2 separate regions of the Mus musculus genome follow, and region 1 is linked to region 2. Evidence: chromatin loops called from intact Hi-C (ENCODE). Cell type or tissue: gastrocnemius. All regions are shown on one strand. Each heading gives the region's core, and the rest is flanking DNA. Links, peaks and the distances in the headings are about the cores only. Region 1 overlaps Adamtsl1 (ADAMTS-like 1). Region 2 overlaps Saxo1 (stabilizer of axonemal microtubules 1).

What was found. A loop is a pair of places that touch in the nucleus more often than their neighbours do. Peaks named below come from ENCODE experiments on the same cell type or tissue, not always from the same donor. Only the 100,000 strongest peaks of a DNase experiment are listed, where the experiment ranks them.
Region 1: it touches region 2 in a loop (2.1-fold over the local background); 2 of 42 quality-filtered maps call a loop at or near these places.

What each region holds. Positions count from the first base shown.
Region 1 is chr4:86,329,761-86,340,943 of GRCm38, reverse strand. It overlaps Adamtsl1 (ADAMTS-like 1), which reads right to left. Exons shown (of 29, transcript NM_001368621.1): 17 at 3,927-4,106. Among named protein-coding and RNA genes, the nearest start is that of Gm33730, 110 kb to the left of the region's middle. In gastrocnemius, for the core only: no CTCF peak of the experiment used is centred there; no DNase peak of the experiment used is centred there; H3K27ac peaks cover 2,606 bases.
Region 2 is chr4:86,540,732-86,551,914 of GRCm38, reverse strand. The region is part of intron 1 of Saxo1 (stabilizer of axonemal microtubules 1); the gene reads left to right. Among named protein-coding and RNA genes, the nearest start is that of Saxo1, 12 kb to the left of the region's middle. In gastrocnemius, for the core only: a CTCF peak has its summit at 6,080 (motif pointing right); no DNase peak of the experiment used is centred there.

The DNA of each region.
Region 1 (11,183 bases), core at 2,160-10,159, 210 kb after region 2:
AACCCCCTAATCGGATATTTATATTATGATTCATAACAATAACAAGATTACAGTTATGAAGTAGCAGCAAAAAATAATTTTATGGTGGGGGGGTCACCACAACATGAGGAACTGTATTGAAGGGTTGCAGGATTAGGTAGGTTGAGAACCCCTGAACTAGATAGAGTCTCATGGTTGTTCTGAATGGTCCCTCAAATTCACTATATGCTGGGCAAAGTATCAGCCACTGAAAGAAGTGTATTACAACAACGCAGAATATATGTCTCACAGCACACCTTGCCCTCTAACGTTCTCTATTACTCTGTATTATAAGGGTTTCAGTGAGCATTTAACCCATTCTTAGTTACATATGGCTTAGGTTTTAGAGCCACAGAAATACTCGGTTCACTTTTACACACAGTCATTCCATAGTTGGGAAGCTACTGAACTGTTTTTATTTTTATGCTGATTTTACAAGTCTGTGAGTTAAACGAAGGACTACAAGAAAAGCCAATGCTAACCCAATAAACGCTATGCCTCCTGCTCACTGTTGTGAGTGGACTTTGGGGGTGAAGTGTCTAGCCTCCAGAATCAGTCCTTCAAATGAGGAGGCAAAAGCAAAAGTAGAAGAATTCAGTGCAAGTCCACTGTGGGCTTGGGGCAAGCCCAAGGCAGTTTCACTGATGAGGCGAGTGTAGTCGGGAGTGTGAGAGGGACTTGGGACCTGACTTTGGAGACCTTTCATTTTCAGACAGGTTTGGAATTGGTCCACAGAGCAATGGGAAGCCGTGAAGGAGGGAGTGACATGATGGAAGAGGTGTATGAGAAGGTGGATCTGGCAACACTGTGCTGAAGGGAGGAGAGGGGAGGGGAGGGGAGACGGAACGGGATGGAGGGGCTGCTACGGCCTCTGCTTGAGATGATGAAGGCCCCGAACCTGGGTCATGGCAGCATGCCAATGGAAAGATGACAGTAAAAACAGCTGAAAGCTGTCTTACACTTTGAAATTTTATATGTGAATACATTGAAATGACACTGGCCTGTGGGACAGATTGTGACAGCTGCCACCCACCCCAACAGAAATTCAAGATGCCAAGGACCAGTGCAGGTTGAGAACAAACCTCTGCTCGTGTTGCCTGATGATTACGGGCTCCAGATTCTATTTGACACCTGTTTGACCATAAATGATAGTACCAGATCCAAGCATCCAAGGGGCAAGGAGTCGGACAGCTTTAAAACATGGCTGTTTTTGTTTGGTCAAGTGGAAAAACAGACCATTAGCCAGACTGCAGGCCAAGGTCAGCTGTGACTTTGGTAGTCTCATTCCTTCTCTAGCATCAAGCTCCACCTTTCTAAAGTAGTGAAGCTAAGCTGAAATCAAGTCTCTCAAGCCATGCTTGGTAACCATGGTGAGGAGGCGATGCCGGGGCTGCTTCTCAGTGATGGCGACTCCCACCACTGGAGACCTGTCACCCCACTCCCGCTTCCGCTTTAACCATGAAGTTCTCATTTTGTTTTAGATTTAAAAATGTGTGTGGTGTGTGTGTGTGTGTGTGTGTGTGTGTATGTGTGTGTGTGCGCACATGAACTCTCATTTGTTCACTGCATGTGCAGAAGCCAGAAGATGACATATAGTAGTATTACAATATGTCACTCTCCACATAACTCTCTTAAAGGAGAGTCTCTCTCACTGACCCAAGAAGCTAGGCTAGTACCAGTGAGCCCCAGATGTATCTCTGGGAGATTGTGTCTCACTATTTCCAGCCTCTCTTCAATGCTAGAAATTTCCATTCATGAACCCTGATAGCTCAGAACTTTAGATAAGGGCTAAGCCTTCATACTTTACCAAGTGTGTCATTTTATTTCCTTAGGGAGAAGAGCAAAGCACAAGGGAGACCTAGAATATGACCCTGAGCCCAGCCATTGCAGGCAATGGAGTGTTTTACCTAGATCCTTCTTTCTCCTGATAATGAACCCAGAAGGTAGGGAACAAGGGTTAAGGTAAACTAGACACAAGTACTTCATGTGTCTCACTTAATCAAGACTCTGCCTACATGATACACTCTGTTATCTTCATTTCAAATACAGTCAGACTAAGGGATAGAAAGATGAAGCAATGAGCTTCATGCTGTATAGTTGCTAAGGGAGTGAGAGTTTAGAGCCAGGTTTGCTTGTCATTGTGTCTGAACTCTTAGCTCTATAAGATCCTGTTCTAATGGTCTACTTGGCTTAATATGATCTGGTTCAGTGGGTTCCTTCCTTTGGTGCTTAAACCAGAAGGGTCCTTCTTTTAAATCACTTTTTAATGACTGTTCTGTGTTCAATATCCTCCAAAGGCCACAAATGTCAGAGGATGGAGGGGTGGCAATTATTAGACATATATAGTCTTCTCTCCATTGCCCATCCATGATAGCCCATCACCCAATCGACACTTGGCCAGGATGTTGTTGCTTGGCACATACACCAGGGCTCTTTTCTGTGTAGGCATTTCTTAATATGATTTATTATATTAAGTAATAATGCCTCCCAAATCAACAGTTTTCTGTTGTTCTTCTGTGTTGCCTGCTGATTAGGGACTCCAGATTCTATTTGACATCTGTTTGACCATTAATGACAGTACCAGATCCAAGCATCCAAGGGGCAAGGGGTCGGACAGCTTTAAAACATGGCTGTTTTAGTTTGGTCAACTAAAAACCACCAGCCAGCATGTCTGTGTACACACACCTTTAAATATGTACACATTTTTCTCTTCCCCTCCATTCTTGTATTCTGCTGAAATACAAACTGTTTCTGGAATGCCCAAATAACCATTCTCCTTTTTATCCTGAAACATCTGGGGTGAGACACAGCCAGAGGTAAGTTTACTAATAGATTATGATGGTAGTTTAGGTTCTTGTACAGCCCCACTTCCCACAGCAGGCACTATCAGATGGACTCTCAACAGCCTGGTAATGTACAAAGCAAGAGTTCCGTGCTTAGAAGTCAGGCATCTTTATTTCCTCAGGCTTCCTTTTCTGTCTGGAAGAGAGTGTTCCTGTGACACACATTTAAACCACCAGCAGTTCCAAACTGAGTTGCATGTTATACACTAAAAAGCCAAGGCAAGAAAGAGAAGGGTCTTGGATATGATTGGGATGTACCAGTCTTTCTGCCAGTTGCTGAGTTTGCTTGTACAGCAATGATTTTTAGACTTCTCTGTGGAAGACACTCAGGTCTTTGAAGCTGGGTAGTTAAAGGCAACTCAAAGAGAATCCTGGAGCTGAAAGCAGTCCGGGTGACTTTTTAACTCTGGATGTAAATGGATTCATGCCAGTGTCAAAACAAGAATTACTCGGAGAAGCAGGTTAGCTGGAGGTTAAGTTTGGGATCCCTAACTCCAGGCACCATCTGGAGCTGAGAGCGCTGAGCCACCACTTTCCCCAAGTACACAGCAATGGGGAAATCAAGTTCTCTTGCTGGGAAGTTGTTCAAGTTTTAGAGTCAGGAAACTAACAGTAAAGAGGCAGGATTTCCTTGGCCTTCTTTTCCTAATAAATCACATCCTTTATTGTCCAGAAACTTGGAAGAGAAGAACCAGGGAGGCCTTGCCCTTCCTGAGCAGAGACTGGAAAGAGCTGGGAGTAGGACGTGGGAGCATGACTGTTGGGAGAAGGGGCTAGGTGCAGAAAGACGCGAAGAACTCTGGGTTTTGGGGTTGTCTGAGGGAGTTCCCATTTATAATCACAGGTTTCTGATGTTCAACTGTTAGGTAAGGGCTGGCTGCATAGCCTAGGTCCCCATAATAAAATCAGCCCATAGCCTAGATATTATGCATCCTACCATATAGACTGATGGCATTACAATATGCCATTCCACACTGTCAGGAGAGCTTTTTGGTCTCTTTTCTATTGTGTGGGATGATTTCTGTCCTATGCGTTCTCTCACCCTGAGAAGAGAAGCATACCTACCTCTGACCACTCTGAGAGAAGCCACTCACTGGGGCAGTCATCTTTCTTGCACCCTTGGTGGGAGGTTGGTTTGGAGGCAGAACAGAAGGTCTCTGGAAGCTCCAGGAAGCTGCCGTCAGCCATACGCTGCTTGCAGAGAACATCACGTTTCTGAATCCCTCCTCCACAGGTCCTGGAACACTGGGCAAGCAAAGCAAAAAGGGTCAGCACCGGCAAGGATCCTGATCACGACCTGATTCTTGGTGGAGTAAAGAGCAGGGAGGTGGTTTTTTCGTTTTTGTTTTTGACAAACCAGGAGTCAGGTCAAAGGGCTTTGCTTCTTGTCTTTGCAGTGAATTATGTAGCAAAGATTTTGTAGCTCCCCACTTGTAATCTCAGGTATTTAACTTGAGCATCCAGGAATTCAGGAGCCCTGGAATCTTAGAAATTTGCCCCTGAACTGTGATTTGTAGCCACTAAAGAGAACTGGTTTAAAAGGTTAGTATAATAAAGTGTTCAACATATTTATGATCCAATGAAAATAATCTGTGCAGCTTCCAGCATGAGGAAGAGGGACCTCCTGCCATCAGAATCAACCATCAGAAAAAAATTAATTTGCAGAGAGAAAGGACTCTCCTCTCCCCCCACGTGGAAGCAAGCACTCACTCAACCACACTGGGCAATGGGAGATTTAGGAACCAGGTTTCTGAAGAACTCATCTGGACTGGTGATTTCTAAGGGCACTGGGAGCCAGAGGCGCTGAAATCTGGTATGCAAGAAAAATAGCCTCATGTCAGTGGTTTTCAGAGGGACCGCAGTAAAACACTTTGTTTACATGGAACTTAATCGTTATAATCTGGCTGCTTAAGGCAGGAACGAGGCCTCCTGGGGCACAGACTGTTGGCTTTCTCCAAGTATTTGTCCCTTCCCTTTTAAGGGCCCTCAGCTTTTAGCATGGTACACGGTTTTCTGTATAGGCTATATTTGGCAAGCTCCCTTGAAGGCAAGCACAGCCACTGGACTAAACGATGGCCAATGGGATATAAACAGATGGATGTATGCGATTTCAAAGACCTCAGCTAAAGAGAGACCCACACCGCTCCTTGCTGCCAAGAATTGGCATGGGGTGCATGCGATATGCAAATGGGGTGTGAGTGATATGGAAAAAGATAGAGTAGGTTTCATTGTTGACTGAGAAGCCCTGCCTACCTCTTCTTATGCAAAATACTCTTTAGTCTTTGAAGCCACTATAATTTTGAGATTTCTGTTACTACACTCTGATAGAACCCTAGTTCTTATATGCTAAACCATGGCTTTGCTAGGTTGGTGCAGCTCAACCAAGACATTTCAGGGTGTCCTTTGGTTTCTTAGGAACAGTCTCTAGTTATTCACTTGCTGCCCTGGTTGTTTGAGACATTTAATCTAGGTCCAAAAGCTGAGAGTTTGCATTGAAGGAAAGTAGCTCCAACAGGCTAGATGTCACCCTCCTTGGTGGTGGTCTTATTAGGTAGCCAGTAAGATATTAGGGCTGAATTGTACCCCTGCTCTCACCTCAATCAACTGCTCAGATAGCCAGGGGCAGGAACTGCAGGACTTTAGTTATTAATCAGAGGAATCCGGCCTGAGTCCTGTCAGGAAAGCCATTGACTATCTAAACCTGGTTCCAGCCTTATAAGACTACTATATAGAAAGGTGATAAACTAATTCATACTGTTGCCCAAGTCAAGGGATTGCAGAGATGGCTCAGGACTTAAGGACATTGGCTTTTTTTACAGAGGACCTAGGGTTTGATTCCTAGTGCCTACATGGCAGTTCACAGGTATCCTAGGTTACCTAATCCCAGGTAAGTATTGTATGCAGATAGTCAGACAAACTTGCAGGCAAAACACTCATACAATAAAAAAAAAATAAAATAAAAGACAGAAAGACAGACAGACAGGAAGGAAGGAATGAAGGAAAGAAGGAAAGAAGGAAGGAAGGAAGGAAAGAAGGAAAGAAGGAAAGAAGGAAGGAAAAAAGGAAAGAAGGAAGGAAGAAAAAAAGGAAGGAAGGAAAGAAGGAAGGAAGGAAGGAAAGAAAGAAGGAAGGAAAGAAGGAAGGAAGGGAGGGAGGAAGGAAGGAAGGAAGGAGAGAAGGAAGGAAGGAAGGGAGGGAGGGAGGAAGGAAGGAAGGAAGGAAAAAAGGAAGGAAGGAAGGCAGGAAGGAAAGAAGGAAAGAAGGAAGAAAAAGAATCAAGCCAATCCAATGGGCTTGTCAGTCACTGGACAGTAAAACAACCTTCAGGAAATCTATTAATTCTAGAAACTTTAAAAAAGTACTTTTTTATATACTTATTAACGTGCATGTGTGTTTGCATGCATGCGTGTGCATGTGTGTGTGTATGTGTGTGTGTGTGTACAGGTATGCATATCATGGTACATATGTAGAAATCAGAGGGAAAGTGTATAGAATTGTTTCTCTCCTACACTTAAGTGGCTCCTTAAAATCGAACTCAGGTCAGCAAGTGGTTTTACAGGGTGAGCCATGTTGCTGGGTTTCAGAAACTTTAACAATATAAAGTTTGCTGAAAAATGTAAGTTGATACAATGGTTTCTGGCCATTGTCACTGTGACACAGTGAGTGTTTTTCTTTGCATTGATTCCTTTGGCCATTGCCCACTTGTAAGAGTCAAAGTCAACCTGTAAGCGTGGCCGTAAGCTCCAGGGCAAGTTAACCGCCTGGAATGCTGGAAGTTGTAGTTTTTGAAAAATGACAAAGCCACATGGGAAATACGGTGGCCTTGTGTTTTGCCCTTAAAAAGTCCCTACAACGAGTGACTCTTTACCCCTCTCTGGGATTCTAGAGAGTGGGTAGACCTTACCAGAATCCATCTGTGTCTCTGCATATCCATCTGCCCATTTGCCTGTCCACCTATCTACTTAGCCGTCTAGTGATTTAGTAGTACTGGGATTGAACCCAGATACTTTCCTGCTGATCTATATCCTTAGACGGCATTTCATTTTTAAAATAGAGCTTTCTTCCTAGTGTTGAGACCGAACCCAGGGCCTCACGCTTGTTAAAGGATGTGCTCTGTCATGGAGTCATATTCCCAGACCCAAACAGCAATTTTGAATAGCTCTCCCATCAACCTGTTAAACACACAGATGAAGAGATTTTACTTTTCTTACTGCTCATATTAAGTATATGGGATTTGGACTCAAAATATTCTCCAGTATTTTGGTTATATCTTTAATAAAATAATTTAGAATTGAAGGAGTTCATCTCTAGTGTGTTTCCTTCCATATAGTTTCCCCACTAAACTTCATTTCATTCCTCATAATGTTCATTTGTTTCCTCATAATCACTGGCTGGAGTATGAGCTGAAAAATACAGTGCCATTTTTTTTTTTTTTTTTTTTTTTTTTTTTTTTTTTTTTTTTTTTTTTTTTGGTATTTTGAGACAGTGTTTCTCTGTGTAGCCCTGGCTGTCCTGGAACTCACTTTGTAGACCATGCTGGCCCCGAACTCAGAAATCAGCCTGCCTCTGCCTCCCAAGTGCTGGGATTAAAGGCATGCGCCACCACACCCAGCTTCTACCATTTCCTAATAGATTCTAGAGGCATGTGATATCTTTAAATATTTATATCCTTGAGAGTGCAGTGAGAAAAGTAGATGTCTAGTTCATAAGACCATATCCCTACAAACTCTAAGATGATGTCAAACCACATTTTTTGTTATTAAAGATTAAAATTTAGTCAAGACACCCAAAGGCCTCCTGAATTCACCAGGCATAATGATGTATGGAGATATTTGGCAGCTAGTATATGCAGAGTCCTAATGGTCATCTGTTGACTGATAATATAGTAACTTTCCTATTGATGTTTGTACTTATATGACTGCAGAGCACTTCAATGATTAATAGCTACATTTTTCTCCATTCAAATATTTTTTGAGGCACATGGGATCCTGTTCACTTTGGATATACTCCAAAATTAAGCAAGTAGGTGAGTATAAACAGCTATTAGATTCAAAGTGTTCAACTAGAGTTCCTTATTAAATGTGAAAAATGAAATAAGAGAAAAATGTAGGTTTGTTTTCTCTTTCCTTCAAACTTAAGTTAGTAGATGGTGAAAATAATTTGTCTTACTCCAAGTATCTTATAGTGTAACCACTCTTAAAATAAGGGGTAGATTGTCAAGCTCCAGATAGGACCTGATTAAAGGACGGTCCTCAGATAAATTATCCATAACCTCATGCAGAAGTCTGCAACAGCACAAAGACAATAATAGTTGTAAGGAAGAATTTTAAGATCACCTGGGTGCTTTATATATACCTTAAGCTTCAAGGAGATTCTGAGCACCCACAAGATAAAGACCAGGCTCCAGAAAATGCCTTTATGGGTCCTTGCACTCTAGACTATGGCAATCTTACTGGCTTATTCTTTAGACTCTACCACGTACTAGGGCACTAGTTGCAACAGACAATTCATCCTTCTTTGGGCACACAGGCACTTCTGCCTCGGCTTTTGATCATGTTATTCACTACGCCTTTTAGCTCCCTGCTCACCCATAAACTTCTAAGGTATCCTAGAAGGCCCAGCCCCAGGCCATTCCTTCTCAGAGCCTGTTCTATTTTCTGTGGCTCTTGGTGAATGGCTCCCTTCCACCACACTCTGACTTAGGATGGGTACCTTATCTCTTCCAAGAATGCTCAGAGCTCATGTGTCTGCTATTTCCTCTGTTTCCCTGAACAGATCTAGGATTAGGGATCTTCTGAGAAAAGTTCATCTATGTACTCCCCAGTGCAGAGTGTAGTGTCTGGCAAAGAACGTGCGGCTCATAAATGTTCCCTGAATTGATGACTGGGTGACTGAGAAGACTCTAAATGCAGATGCTTCAAAGATATAAAGCAAACATCCAGCTGTTACAGATCCTTCTTTTATCAGACTGTTTGGTCACTCCAGGAAGCTGTGTCCCCACAATAGGAATTGGCTCTTCTTGGCATTCTGACATTCCAGGCATGGGAGAGGACCAGATTAATCAATCCTTCCTTCCTATCTATCTATCTATCTATCTATCTATCTATCTATCTATCTATCTATCATTATCTACCTAGCTATCTACCATTGCTCTCTCATTATTTACCTATCTGCAAACTCTATGTATGTATGTATGTATGTATGTATGTATGTATGTATGTATGTGTCACTCATCTATCTTTTACCTATTATTTATGTCCAGATCCTGTTGCTAAAGCTTGTATTATATATGCTTAATAAATTTCTCCAGTATGTTTACATAGATGAAAACCTGTCTTTATAGAAGATGAACTTTGACATCAGGAAAGCCTTCAGAGTCTATGGTAGCTTTGTGACCACGCGGAGATGGCTTGGTGAAGCTTCAGTCCTTTAAGTGAGAGTTAGCAAGCAGAAAGGAAAATGTAGACAGAGGAAAGAAAGCAAGGGAAATGTAATAAAATTAAATGAAAAATACTTGTCCTCATGAATCATCATTTAAGGTCACATTCTGGTATGAAAAGGTAAATCTCTGGTAAGGGATATTTTAAAATATATGCAATAAAGACAAATAATAAAGATACCATTTATGCTGCATATATTAGCTGCCATACATGATTCATGGCAAGGCCGTGGCTTCATTATTTTTATAAGAAATTTAAGAAATATACAATAAAGAGACCACTTAAAGGCTATATTCTTATACAGAAATATGCTCATGTGACCTGTATTTTCAAAGATTTCCCCATGATTAGCATGTCAATAAATTTTGACTACATTGATTTTTAAAAAATGTTTCACTTGGTAGTTTAATTTAGAGTTGAGTTCATTTCCTTGGTGCTTCAAGTCATATTACTGCCCTTAATGCAAAATGACATTTATGTTCTGTTTCTGGGATACGATTTCCAGGTTTAACATGGTATGAACTGCTTATTATGCTCATAACTCATTTCACCCTCTTTTTCACTCAGTCCTACTTTTACCAAACATTTGGGTACCCACTGGGCACTACGTTAGATGCTGAGGATTTTAGACGAATTTAAGTGGTTATTATATTATAGGGTTCTGTCATCTAGTGAAGGAGAAAACTACTGGAAAACATGAAAAACATGATCAGTTTTACCAAAAGAGCCTACATTAAATAGCGCAACTACATTGTTATGGATAGGTTGGGAGCAGTGATGCAGAAGCGGCAACATGAATAGTTAGCTAGGAAAACAGGAATGGGGACAACATCTAACCATGTAGGCTTATATCGACATCATGCCCAACTATGGCATGGCCACATAGCTCCAAGTAGGCCTGAGGATGAAGCATGGGGGTCACGAGACTTCAGTGTCAGATGAGGGACAGATAGAGAAATATAGTCTTTAAAAAAATAATCCTAAAGCCCTGGGGTATCATCTGAAGGGGTTTTAAAGAAAGATATAACATGATGAAATTTGTAGGAAATTACTTAGACAACATAGACCAAAGGGTTTCAAAGAATACTGCCCAGTGAGATATCAATTGTTATTTGATGTTTAAAAATTTCCTCTGAGATAAAACTGTCCCATTTGGGGTGGGGGTTGTTAAAACACAGGAAGTTAAAAGAGAAGTAAAACAGTTGAGTGTTCTAAGGGGTGGATATGGGGATCGGTGTGGGATGGGGTGAAATATTTTATCCTAAAGTAAAGCTGTTAAGTTTAGGAAATGAACAACTCAAAAACCTCAGGAAGTCCCCTAAACTGATCAGATTTATTAGACCCTCCAAGAACACACAGCTGTAAGGATTGCTGAGAGAGATATTCTTAGATAAACTGAGCTTCCTGGAAGTAGAGACCAGCCTAGTAGCCTTGAAGAAATTCAGACCCACTGAGCTACTGGAAGGGATATTTTCCAACCTGTTGAAATGCCTGCAGGCTGTTCAGTGTGCACATAGATTTGCAGGTTTGATGAGCTGTCACCATGCTGGAGTGGACTTTGATGATGCAGCTGTCTGAGGACTTTCTGCTTCTATAAGTAATCTTTCACCCACATGCCTATAAATACCAACCAAAGTCCTTGTTTTACTAATGGACTTCAGTGGTATTAGTATGTTGGTCTACTCTACCTGACATAAGTAGATTTTTTTGTTGTTGTTCATATCTCCCCAGGGAACATCTGTTACATAGAGTATTCCACGGAGGAAAGACTTCTTGATTAAATTTGCCTATGTAGCACTGCATGCTATACCTTTATTTGATGGGTCTCAGCATATGTCATCTTAAAGGCCTAATAGAAGGTTTATGTTAAGAAGGCATTGAT
Region 2 (11,183 bases), core at 1,228-9,227:
GTGTAGTTAAATGGTTGGGGGCTGGGTGATACTTGGCAGACTGGAGTGGTTTACAAAGGTTTAACAGAACTAAAAACTATTGTGTGTACATCTAGGAGCGGGGACAGTTTCCTGGAGTTGGTTCTCTCCTTCCATCCTTATGAGGCTTCGGGTATTGAACTTAGGAACTCAGGTTTGTTTGACAAGCACCTTTGCCTGCTGAGCTATCTTGCCTGCCTGGTTTACAAGGGTTGTTCACTGTTTACTCATGGGCAGGCCCTCTGCGCCTTCCGGGGCTGCCAGTGCACCCCCAGGGGCTTCCTGCACAGGAGCCCAGCAGCCACTATACTTCCCATGTGCAGACTGACGGGAACAAGCATCAGAGAAATGTTTATTTGCAGGCATCCGAAAGCCCCTCATTCTGTATTAACAAACTGAATTTGTCATGTCAGAAATGAATCCAGTTTCGGTGTGTGCTGGTCAATTACTTAATCTCAGAAATGTTACCCCTTACTGGATGATTATTTTTAAAAGTCACCATCTTCCCTGCAACTGCCACTTTTGTCTTGTAAGTATGACGCCGTTCCGCTCAGTTCCCCACATAAAGTTTACCTACACCCCTGGACAGAAATCCAACCCGCAAAGCAAAGAATCAGCGGAGCACTGCAGCCTTTAATGCTGATTTAAGTCAGAGAGCAGCCGGGGCGGAGAGAAAGAACCAGGTGATGGTGAGCAGAGCGCGGTGAACTGTGAGCCTTACCAGTCTGTTCAGAGCCCTCAGCATCCTTGGGCTCCGTTGTCTTTTTTTCTTTCCTATGCCCTGACATTATATGAAATCAGATCACCCTTTATTACTGTGTGTGCATGCAGAGGATAACTTGAAAGCGCCGGTTCTCTCTCCTCCCACCACGTAGGATCTGAGGTTTAAACTCAGGTCCTCAGCTTTGGCAGCGGGTGCTTTTACCCACTGAAACATTTTGCTGGCTCCACTTTTGGGGTTGGAGAGATGGCTTAGTGGTTAAGAGCATTGGCTGCTCTTCCAGAGACCTTGAGTTCAATTTCTAGCACCCACATGGCAGCTCACATCTGCCTGGACCTCCAGCTCCATGGTATCTGACACCCTCATGAAGTCATACATGCAGGCAGAACATCAATGCACATTAAATAAAATAAATGGTTAAAAAATGAAAAGACCCTGGGGTTTTATTTATGGTAGTGAAAGAGAGACTTGTTCATCTTGCTGAGCCTGCTGGTGGCGTTTGAGTGGGGCAGAAGCTGGAGGTTAATGAGTTTAAGGTTAGCCTGAGCATCATAGAGAGACTCTGGTTCAAAAACCCAAAGCGATCTTCAGATAGCGCTCTATGATAGTGACTGTTTAGGCTCTGAATCTCTGTCTCCTGTCTCTGAAGGTGCCTGAAGACTTCTCGAGTCTCTGATGGTAACCTTAGAGGGGAGAGAAGAAAAGGCGAACTGTGTTACAGAGCTGGGAAGAGATTTTTCTGATTTTTCAGTAAACTCCTGAGTGATTAGCTAGCACATGTGTCTTTCATGGGCCCTGAGGACTTTTGGGCATATCTGGCTTGCTTTCATAATGCACTCAGATTTTCTCCACACATCAGCATCTGTGGGTGCTTCAGCTTCACAGTACCCCATTTTATATCACTGAAGACATAAATTACATTAGTATCCTGTTTCTCCATTCCAAAGAGAAGAGGCCTGCTTTGGTCAGCCTCTGACACAGCTCTGCTGGCATCCAGGGTCCTTCCCATGGCCCAGTTAGTGGAGCTCTCAAAGGCCTAGGGTTCTATAATTCCAGCCAGTGTCAGAGATGCTCTCTGTACAAGACCGTGAGTTGGGAAACAATCAGAAGAGGAATCACTTGGCTTTGCTAAGATAACTCTCTAGATAGTGAAAGACTGGTTGGATAGAGAATAATCAGATGGACTCTCAGCTTACTGAACACGTGGACCCAAAGAGCACTGACTGATGGTTATTGGCCTTCTTGGAAGAGTATCTCAGGTGTGAGGCAACAGGGCTTATTGCTAGTGTGTGTGTGTGTGTGTGTGTGTGTGTGTGTGTGTATGTGTACATGTCAGAGGGCAACTTGCTGGAATCTGTTCTCTCCTTCCACCACGTGGATTCTGAGGCTTGAAGCCTAGTTGCCAAGCTTGGCCGTAAGCATTTCTATCTGCTGAGCTACATGGGCAGCCCATATATATAATATATATATATCACGTGTATGCTACAATGTACAGAGGGGGACTTGAACTTGGCCCAGTCTTGGTCACATGCTGACATCTCATGCATAAGCAGCTCACTGGCTTCTGTAGAGGGAGGTGGACCCTTTTCTACCACAAGATTAACACCGTGGGAATTCATCGAAAGAAGGGCATCAGATAAGAGGCAGTTAAAATATAAACTTCCATGAAAAGAATTTATGCCTAATTTTATACCACATAAGCAGATGAAAGGCTCGAACAGAAGTTCTCATCTGTGACACACATGGACATTTCTGTCCTTGGGGCCTGTCTTGTGCAGCTAGTTTTGCAGGATGCTTAGCCACATATACCTGTTATTAGATGCTAGTGACATCCATCTGATTATGACAACCAAAAATGTCTGATGGGGAGAGGGCTCAGTGGATGAAGAGACCCTTGTTGCCAAATTTGAGCACCCGGGTTTGAATCCTGGGACCTACATGATAGAATGAGAGAACCAACTACTGCCAGCTGTTCTCTGATCTTCACATGTACCTCTGGTGCCTAATGTCTCTTTAGGGAGGGACAGAATCACGAAAGGTTGAAAATTACTGGACTAGAGGCATTCCCAAGCCATAAGGATTTGGTAGTCATACAATGGTTGCTTTATTCATGAGAGTTAGATCTTATTTGACTGTTTTTGTGCCATGATGATAGACTTAACCTGCACATGAGTGCTTGAAGGTACAGGGTCCCCAACCTTAAATGTCCCTAAGAATCCCCTGGAAATCTGCACCTGAAGGACACAGATTTATGGGTCCCGTCTCCATATTCCTTTATTCCACGGGTCTGAGGCCCAGGCACCTGAGTGCTTGACCCATTATGCTTGAAGCTTTGGGCAGTGGATCGATTCTTCAGAAACATGGTGCTAATTCGACAAAAGCATTAAAATAACCTCAAAAACAAAAGACATGCTTTGTTGACAGAATTGGTGAGATTTTCAGATTTCCATTCTTCCAGGATCTTGATAAAAAGAAGCAAGGTGAAGACGCTGTTTGTGGTCTGGCAGAGTGCTTAGAGCTAGCTAGCATTCATTACTCTCCGGCCCCATCAGCGAGAAGTGTCTTCTCTGTTTTGAGCTCTTGACTTGCTCACTCCTTGGGGAGGAAGTTTGGCCTCTCAAACTACCAGTTGCATTGCTCAATCCCCTCAGGGTGGTTTTAGTGCTTCTAGGACCTCACAGGACCATTCTGTGATCTCCACGACAGACTTCCTCACCCGCTGTGGAAGCAAAGAGCACCCGCTCAGCACCCCACGCTGCGTTTTTCCCGTGGGGCCTCAAGGGTGGGTAGTCTTACAGTGCAAGGAGCCTCAGCTTCTGAAATTCCTGTGACAAAGCTGTGTCCCTTAAGTGTTCATGTCTCCACCTCTCAACACAGCAGTGCAGAGGCACTCACGGGTGCTCACCTGAGTGTGTGCACTTGTGCGTTTGTGAGGGTTAACGTGTGTGTGTGTGTGTGTGTGTGTGTGTGTGTGTGTGTGTTGTATGTGCACGAGGAGGCTGGGGGGATGATGGGTACCCTTCTCAACTGCTCTTTCTTTCTTTCTTTCTTTCTTTCTTTCTTTCTTTCTTTCTTTCTTTCTTTCTTTCTTTCTTTTTTTCTTTCTTTCTTTCTTTTTTTCTTTCTTTCTTTCTTTCTTTTGATTGTTTTTTTAAAGCTACCTATATACAGTATGATTTTTCATTTTTCTAGAGCTTGCTTTATATCTTTTTAAAAATTATCATATATATATATGTATATATATATATATATACACACACACACATATATATATTACAGTCCAGTCTTTCTTCCCCTCCTGTTCTGCCCTCTGACGGTTCCTCAACCCATTCCCTCCTCCCTGGTATTCAGGAGGATGTCCCCTCCCCGAGCCCTCACCCAGCCAGGCCGTTGACAAGGGTTATGTGCATCTTCTCTCACTGAGGCCAGACCAGGCAGTCCTCTGCTGTATATGTGTTGGGGGCCTTAGACAGCTAGTATATGTTGCCTGGTTGGTGGCTCAGTGTGTGAGAGAGTTTGGGGATCCAGAGTTGAGACTGCTGGGTTTCCTATGCGGTTACCCTCCTCCTCGACTTCTTCTTGCCTTTCCCTAATTCAACCACAGGGGTTCTTGACTTCAGTCCATTAGTTGGGTGTAAGTATCTGCTTCTGCCTCAGCCAGCTGCTTGTTGGGCCTCTCAGAGGGCAGCCATGCTAGGCTCCTGTCTGTAAGCACACCATAGCATGCCCTCTCCATCCTCTCTCTCACCCAGTTCTCGCTCTCCATCTACCCCCAATGGCTGTTCTATTTCCCCTTCTGAGTGAGATTCCTGTGCCCACCTTGCTATTTAGCTTGCTTTGTTCTGTGGGTTATAGAACAAATATGGCAAATATTCACTTATCAGTGAGAAAATACCATATATGTTCTTTTGTGTCTGAGTTACCTCACCCAGGATGATATTTTCTGGTTCCATCTATTTGCCTGCAAAACTCATGATGCTCTCGTTCTTTTATTCTTTTATTATTTTATTTTATTTTATTTTTTGTTTTTTTTGAGACAGGGTTTCTCTGTATAGCCCTGGCTGTCCTGGAGCTCACTTTGTAGACCAGGCTGGCCTCGAACTCAGAGATCTGCCTGCCTCTGCCTCCCAAGTTGCTGGGATTAAAGGTGTGCACCACCATGCCTGGCTAATGTTCTCGTTCTTAATAGCTGAGTAGTATTCCATTGTGTAAATGAACCACATTTTCTGTGTTCATTCTTCTGTCATGGGACATCTTGATTGTTTCCAGCTTATGGCTATCACAAATAAGACCCCTATGAATATAATGGAGCATGTGTCCTTGTGTCATGGTGGCGCATCTTTTCAGTATATGCCCAGGGGTGGTATAGCTGGGTCTTCAGGTAGATCTATTTCCAATTTTCTGAGGAACCTCCAGATTGATTTCCAGAGTGGTTGTACCAGCTTGCAATCCCACCAGCAATGGAGGAGTGTTTCCTTATTTCTTGAGACCTAGAGTTCACCAATTTGACTAGGCTGATGGACTAGTCAGCCCTAGGAATCTCCCATGTCTGCCTCCCCAGTACTGGGGCAGCATGCACAGGCCGCTGCACTCAGCTCTTTTACACAGGTTCTGAGGAAATACTTTACTGACTGAGCCATCTAAATCCCCGCCTTTCAGTTCCATTTCCACCTCCTTCCTAGCTGGGATTGCTCATGGTGCTATTACAGTATCATTAAAAAAACAAACAACAAACAAACCATTAAGATCATATGACTTGGGTAATTTAAATAGCCCCTACCCTACCCCCATCCTATGAGAACAGAGTCTTGCTATGTACCCTTGGCTGGCCTGGAACTAGATATGTAGACCAGCTTTACTTCAGACTCGTGGAGATCCGCCTGCCTCTGCCTCCCAAGTGCTGGGATTAAAGGCGTGCACCTTCTAGATCTTTGCCTATGACAGTTCTTCATTGACTTGGGGTAGACTTAGAATTTACCCCCATGTGTCCTGTCTCCCAGACTCACTGGACTGTGCTGGCTACACTGATGTTCTGGCTGCTGACAATACTCTCTAAATTAACTACTCAGCGACACCAAACCACTCGAATATGGCAACTGAGCAGGGCCCAAATATTTTTTTTCAAATCATTAGAATGGTGTTTAATATCATGCAACACCTTCTGGGTTAAAGTCTTGAGTTTCTGGATTCTCTTGAAAAACCAAAATGACATGGCGGTTGTGTGCCTGTCTTTGTAAGAGGTAATGGCCAGGTGATACCCTGAGAAGACAGGCAGGCTTTTCCCAAATTGTTCTTGGAGAAAAGTAAGGGGGAATACCCAGGAAGTTTTTCCTCCTATTTCCCACAAGAGGGCAGTCTAATCTCTAAGACAGTAGATGCCTCTGGCTTTGTAAAGCTGCAGATATGACTTTGGTGAAATAATTTGTTCAGGCACCCACCTAGGTTTGAACACAAATCAGAATACAGCGTGGGCTTTGCTCTTTACGTCCATATTTTCACTGACTCCTGTCCTCGGGCCTGGTGCTCTGCCCCACCTGCAGCTCCCGAATCTTAACAAGCTTCTGTGTGAAAATCAGAAGGGGGACTTTTTGATTCTGTAGCGTCAGAGCCACAAGTTCAGCTGAGAGGGCAGCTATAAGAAGTCTAACAGGGGCCTTGTAAGGCAGGATTCTTTTTAGGGAAACACCCCAAGCCACAGAAATGGTCTCAAAGCCTAACATCTCTCGAGGCACTGTTTTGTGTTTCCTTTTTAGCTAGAGTCTTCTTCCCTGGTCTTGATCTATGTAGTTGAAGGTGACCTTGAGCCCCTACCCTCTTGCCTCCCACCTCCCAGGTACCAGAAACAGGCATTTGCTACCACATCAGGTTACCACAGTGCTCCAGATGGAGTCCGTGGCCATGGGTGTGCTAGGCACACCGTCTACCAACTGAGCTTTGTCTCAGCTCTTGGTGGTAATTCTTACTGGTGGAGAATCCCGAGGCAGAGCACACAGCCACAGGCATGCCCTGACGCTAACTAGGCCCTGAGGAGATGCTATGTAAACCCAGATGCTTGTTAATTCAGAATGAGACACATCTGCTGACGAGACCCAGAAAACTCAGTTTTTGCTAACTAGCATATTTTAATTTCAGGGAAAAAAAAAACCAACCCAAAACAAAGAACAAAACAAAAACAACCAGAAGTTAAAATATAAATTAGAGGCCCACACAAGGGTGGTGATATAATCTGACATTGAGGGTTCCTGTGATGTATCTAAGCCCTACACCAAGGGACTCAGAGTTTGTGGCGGCTCCCTTTCTCTGGCCGCGCTACGGGTAACTTGTTGTAGCTCCTTGCCTCTCTGTTCTCTGGCCCCACCTCTCCACATCTGTCCAGATGTACCTATCATGAGCTCACCCCATGAACTCATAACTAGGTATTCTAGATAAAGCTAATATTAAATTGGGTGTACTGGATATTATATATGTGTGTGTGTATCCCCATACATGCGCATACACTCTTGTGTATATATATGTATATTCATGTACCATATATTCATGTAATATATATTTATATAATATATATACAATATATATGTAATATAATGTAATATAACTTGTTGTGTATCCTGTTTTCACCCTAGCTTCCACCACGTTGGTTGCCCATAATCACAAAGGACCCTGACTCAGTCTTGGGTTTTACATTTTTGGGGTTAGTTCTGGCCATGCTAAGACCTTGAGTATCTATTGACATTTTTGCTAATTTTTTATTCATAAGCTTACTTGGAAGGATCTCCATGGGTCCCAGTGCATCTCCTTCTGTTGGTTATGTTAAAACCATCTCTGCCCTGCATTTCTAACGCAGCAGTTGCAGTGTTTGGTTGACAGTGTGTCGCTTCCATCCCTGCCTCCCCAGTGGGAAGTGAGAGTGGGCTCAGATGCCTCATTAAGTAGCTTGATAGGATTTGGAGAAATAGGGCAGTTAGAAATGAGTTATTTGGTACTAAAGTGCAGTGAAGCATGTATTTAAATGCCTATTTAGTGCTTCAAACCTGGCTTTGGCTCATGGTGCTGTTAGGAGAAGTAGGAGACTTAGTTCTATTTTTAAATCTATGCAACTGGCTGGCCATGCAAAACAGCTAGAGCAGTGTGGGCCACCGCTGTGCATAAACCTTAGCCATCTTGAGCTGTCTTTTGTAATCTTTTCAAGAAGTCCTTAATATTTGAAAGAGATTGTGTAAGGCAATGTATGTAAAATGCAAGCCCTGAGCTTGGTGTGCGGTGGAATGTCCCTCATTCGGCAACAGCCACAGTAATTGGGTCTAATGAAAGGTTTCCTTTCTGTAGTCTCACAAGAAGGAAGACTTTCCAGACCCACGGATCCTGTTAATCACACTGAAAGTTCCTAAAACAGCTGTGTATGTATACTGATTTTTTTTCTTAGATACTCCTCAAGATGGAATTATGAAGCTTTGATTTTGTTTACTTTGTAAAAATCTGTCATATGAATATGATGTATCGTGATCGAATTCACCCTTCACCTTCTCACCCCACCTCCTCAGGATCCCATTCTCTTTTGTGTTGTAGCCCTTGCGCTGTTCTCGCCTCAGTTTGCTTGCCATTTTGTTTCTTTTGCTAAGACGGTTTCACTGTGTGGCTCAGGCTGGCTCCCACCTTTGTGATCCCTCTGCTTCTTGGTACTGAGGCTACAGCCACTTGGTTTGTGATTGCTTTTTACCACAATCCCCTACTTTTCCTGGGTTCAGTTTAGGCTGCTCTCGAACTCACTGTGTTAGCAGAGGCTGGCCTTGATTTCCTGGTCTTTCTGGCGCCACTTCCGCTGGGGCCGCAGGTATGTGCTTGTGACCCTGTCTTTGTAAAGTGCTTCTGTGAAAGTATTTGTAGAGGGCTTCTGGAAAGCCAGCTAACCGGAGTGTATTTCTTCATAAAGAGTAAAAAGTACAAAAGAGTTTCAACAGGAGTCCAGAGTGAGGCCTTAGGGGTGGCTTGAGTGTTTTGGGTGTTCGGAATCCTTTTGCTTCGGATCTTGTTGCTGTGTTAGGCCTTCTGGAGGTGTGGTCTCGTCTAAAGGGGGAATTCGTCGGGAACCAGAGATACACAGACACAGTCTGCAACCCCTGGATCGTCTTTACTTGATTCCAGAAGTGAGCTTTATAGGAGACATATTCAGAAGGATGAAGAGTGTGGCTTCTAACCCCAATGATATAGCAGGGGTACCCACCCACAGCACGCAGCACTGGTGGTTCACATAATGAGTATAATGAGAATAAAAACCAAAACAAACCTCTTTAACAGTCTTCGACTCTTTGGAAGGTGAACGTACTCTGGAGTGATGGGAGTCACACGATTGGAGGGGGCTCTGGCTTTGGTCAGGAAAGGGTGTGAGGATGCCAGGATCCTCACAGCTGTTTTAGTAGGCAGAGGGCACCCACTTGGGGAATCGCACCACGAGAAATCTGTTTTCCCTCGTGTTTGTTCCATTTCATCCTGTGTACTCCTCGCAGTTGCAGATGCCAAAGCGTGTCGGTTACTTCACAGTTTCCACCTGGGGGCTCTGGGGTTTGCATGAAGCCAAAAAGCATCTGCACTTTCCCGGTCTGCCACATCTGAAAACTCAGGGCTTCTCTTTGGGCTGTTTATGTCATCACTGTGATGTCTCTGGGTATGGCTAGTCGAGTTTTCAGTTTCAGCTGGAGCTGTAATCTCAGAAGTGTGGAGACTCCCTTTGCTTAAAGACCAAGGTCATTCTGGGAATATTTTTTGCTTGTGCTGGTTTGGGGCATTTGAGTCAGTTTTGAAATCCCCCTTTTGTCTTTTGCAATTTTGCTGCTGGTTTTCTTGTATTTTTCTGAATGTGGATTAACAGGAACAAAAGTAACAAAATAAGTCGGAATGTTTGTTTCTGCAGATGCGCAGAGTGGCTTTAGTGTAACCCGGTTTGCATGTTTCTTTTATTCTCTATCATAGATGAAGAATTATAGGCAATGAGGATGGATTCAGTTCTGTCTAGTGAAGACGCTGGTTCAAATAAAGTGTATTTACGTTCACACAAACGGGGGGCCTTCACCGTGGCATACATTTGCTGCATGGGTCAGTTTGCATATCTTGACTAAGCTGATCTATCAGTTCTGTTGACCAGTTGCCTTCCATTGAGACTGGAGTCTAGGTGCTGTGCAGTGAGTTGCTGAGCTGCAGGCCTGCTGAGAAGAGCTGCCACAGAACTGGCCTGCTTGCCAGACACAGCTGCTCCCGAATCTGTTCTTGAAAAGGTCCCTTCCCACAGCTAGGTCTTTCCTCTCCCCTCCTGATCTGTTGCTCTCATCCATGTCCCATGTAGTTGGGTTGAGGGAGGGTGTTGTGACACCCTCACAGGAGGTAGGAAGTCATGAGACCTGGGACTATTTCTTCCTGCTCCATTATGGTCTTCCCCTTTTCTGTGGCCTGGTTCCCTACTTGTCATCCCTCAGGAGCTCAGAGGCTCATGGCTTGTCTAAGAGATCTATGGAGTTATGACATCCCTTCATGTTCCCTGGTTCAAACTATTGCTTCCTTTCTTGATTTCAAAACTCATTATTTGCATGCACTTTAATTTATCTTATTTTTTTTAAATTCCATATCTCTGGCTCTTAGAACAGTGGTAAATAGTAGGGGTTCATAGTACTTGAATGTGTGAACAGATATTTTAGTCTATTGTTGGAAATCAATCTGACTAAAGTAAGCCCCATTACAATACAAACGACTAGTCAGGGAAGACTGCTCAGTGGTTGCAGTAGACACGTATGAGGACCAGAGCCGGGATCTCTATAACCAATTAATTGCTGTCAGTGAGGTGGCCTGCCTTCTACAGTTCTAGCCCCAGAAGGCAAAAGCAGGAGAGCCTTAGAGCAAGACTAGTCTCAGAAGTGACTAACTTTATAGGGGGGTGGGGAGGCCTTTGGGTTTGACAGAGATCCCTTGCCACAGTAAATAAGGTAGAAGAAGGATCGAGAGATGATTGATAGGACATCGACTTCAGGCCTCCAGATGTGTATACATACATGTGTACCTACATACATGTATACCACACCTATAAGAAAATGAAAAAGGAAAAAAAATCCCATGACCTAACTGCCCCAAATCTTTCATCAAGATCACTTCAAACATTTGAGGGAATGCACTTAGATTTATGACATTTGTACCACTGGTTTATTGTTTCAAAACAACAACAAGAAAAAGTAGGGCAGTAATGAGATGGTTTGGCTGTAAAGCATTTGTGGTCAAGCCTGAGGGCCTGGGTTTGATACCTGAGACCCTCAAGGTAGAGAGAATGAACTTGAGCCTGAAACTTGTCCTTTGATCTGCACCCAGGTGTGTGGCACAAATGTGTGCGTGCGCGTGCACGCGCGCGCGCGCACACACACACACACACACACACACACACACACACACTTCTTAAAAGTAAGTG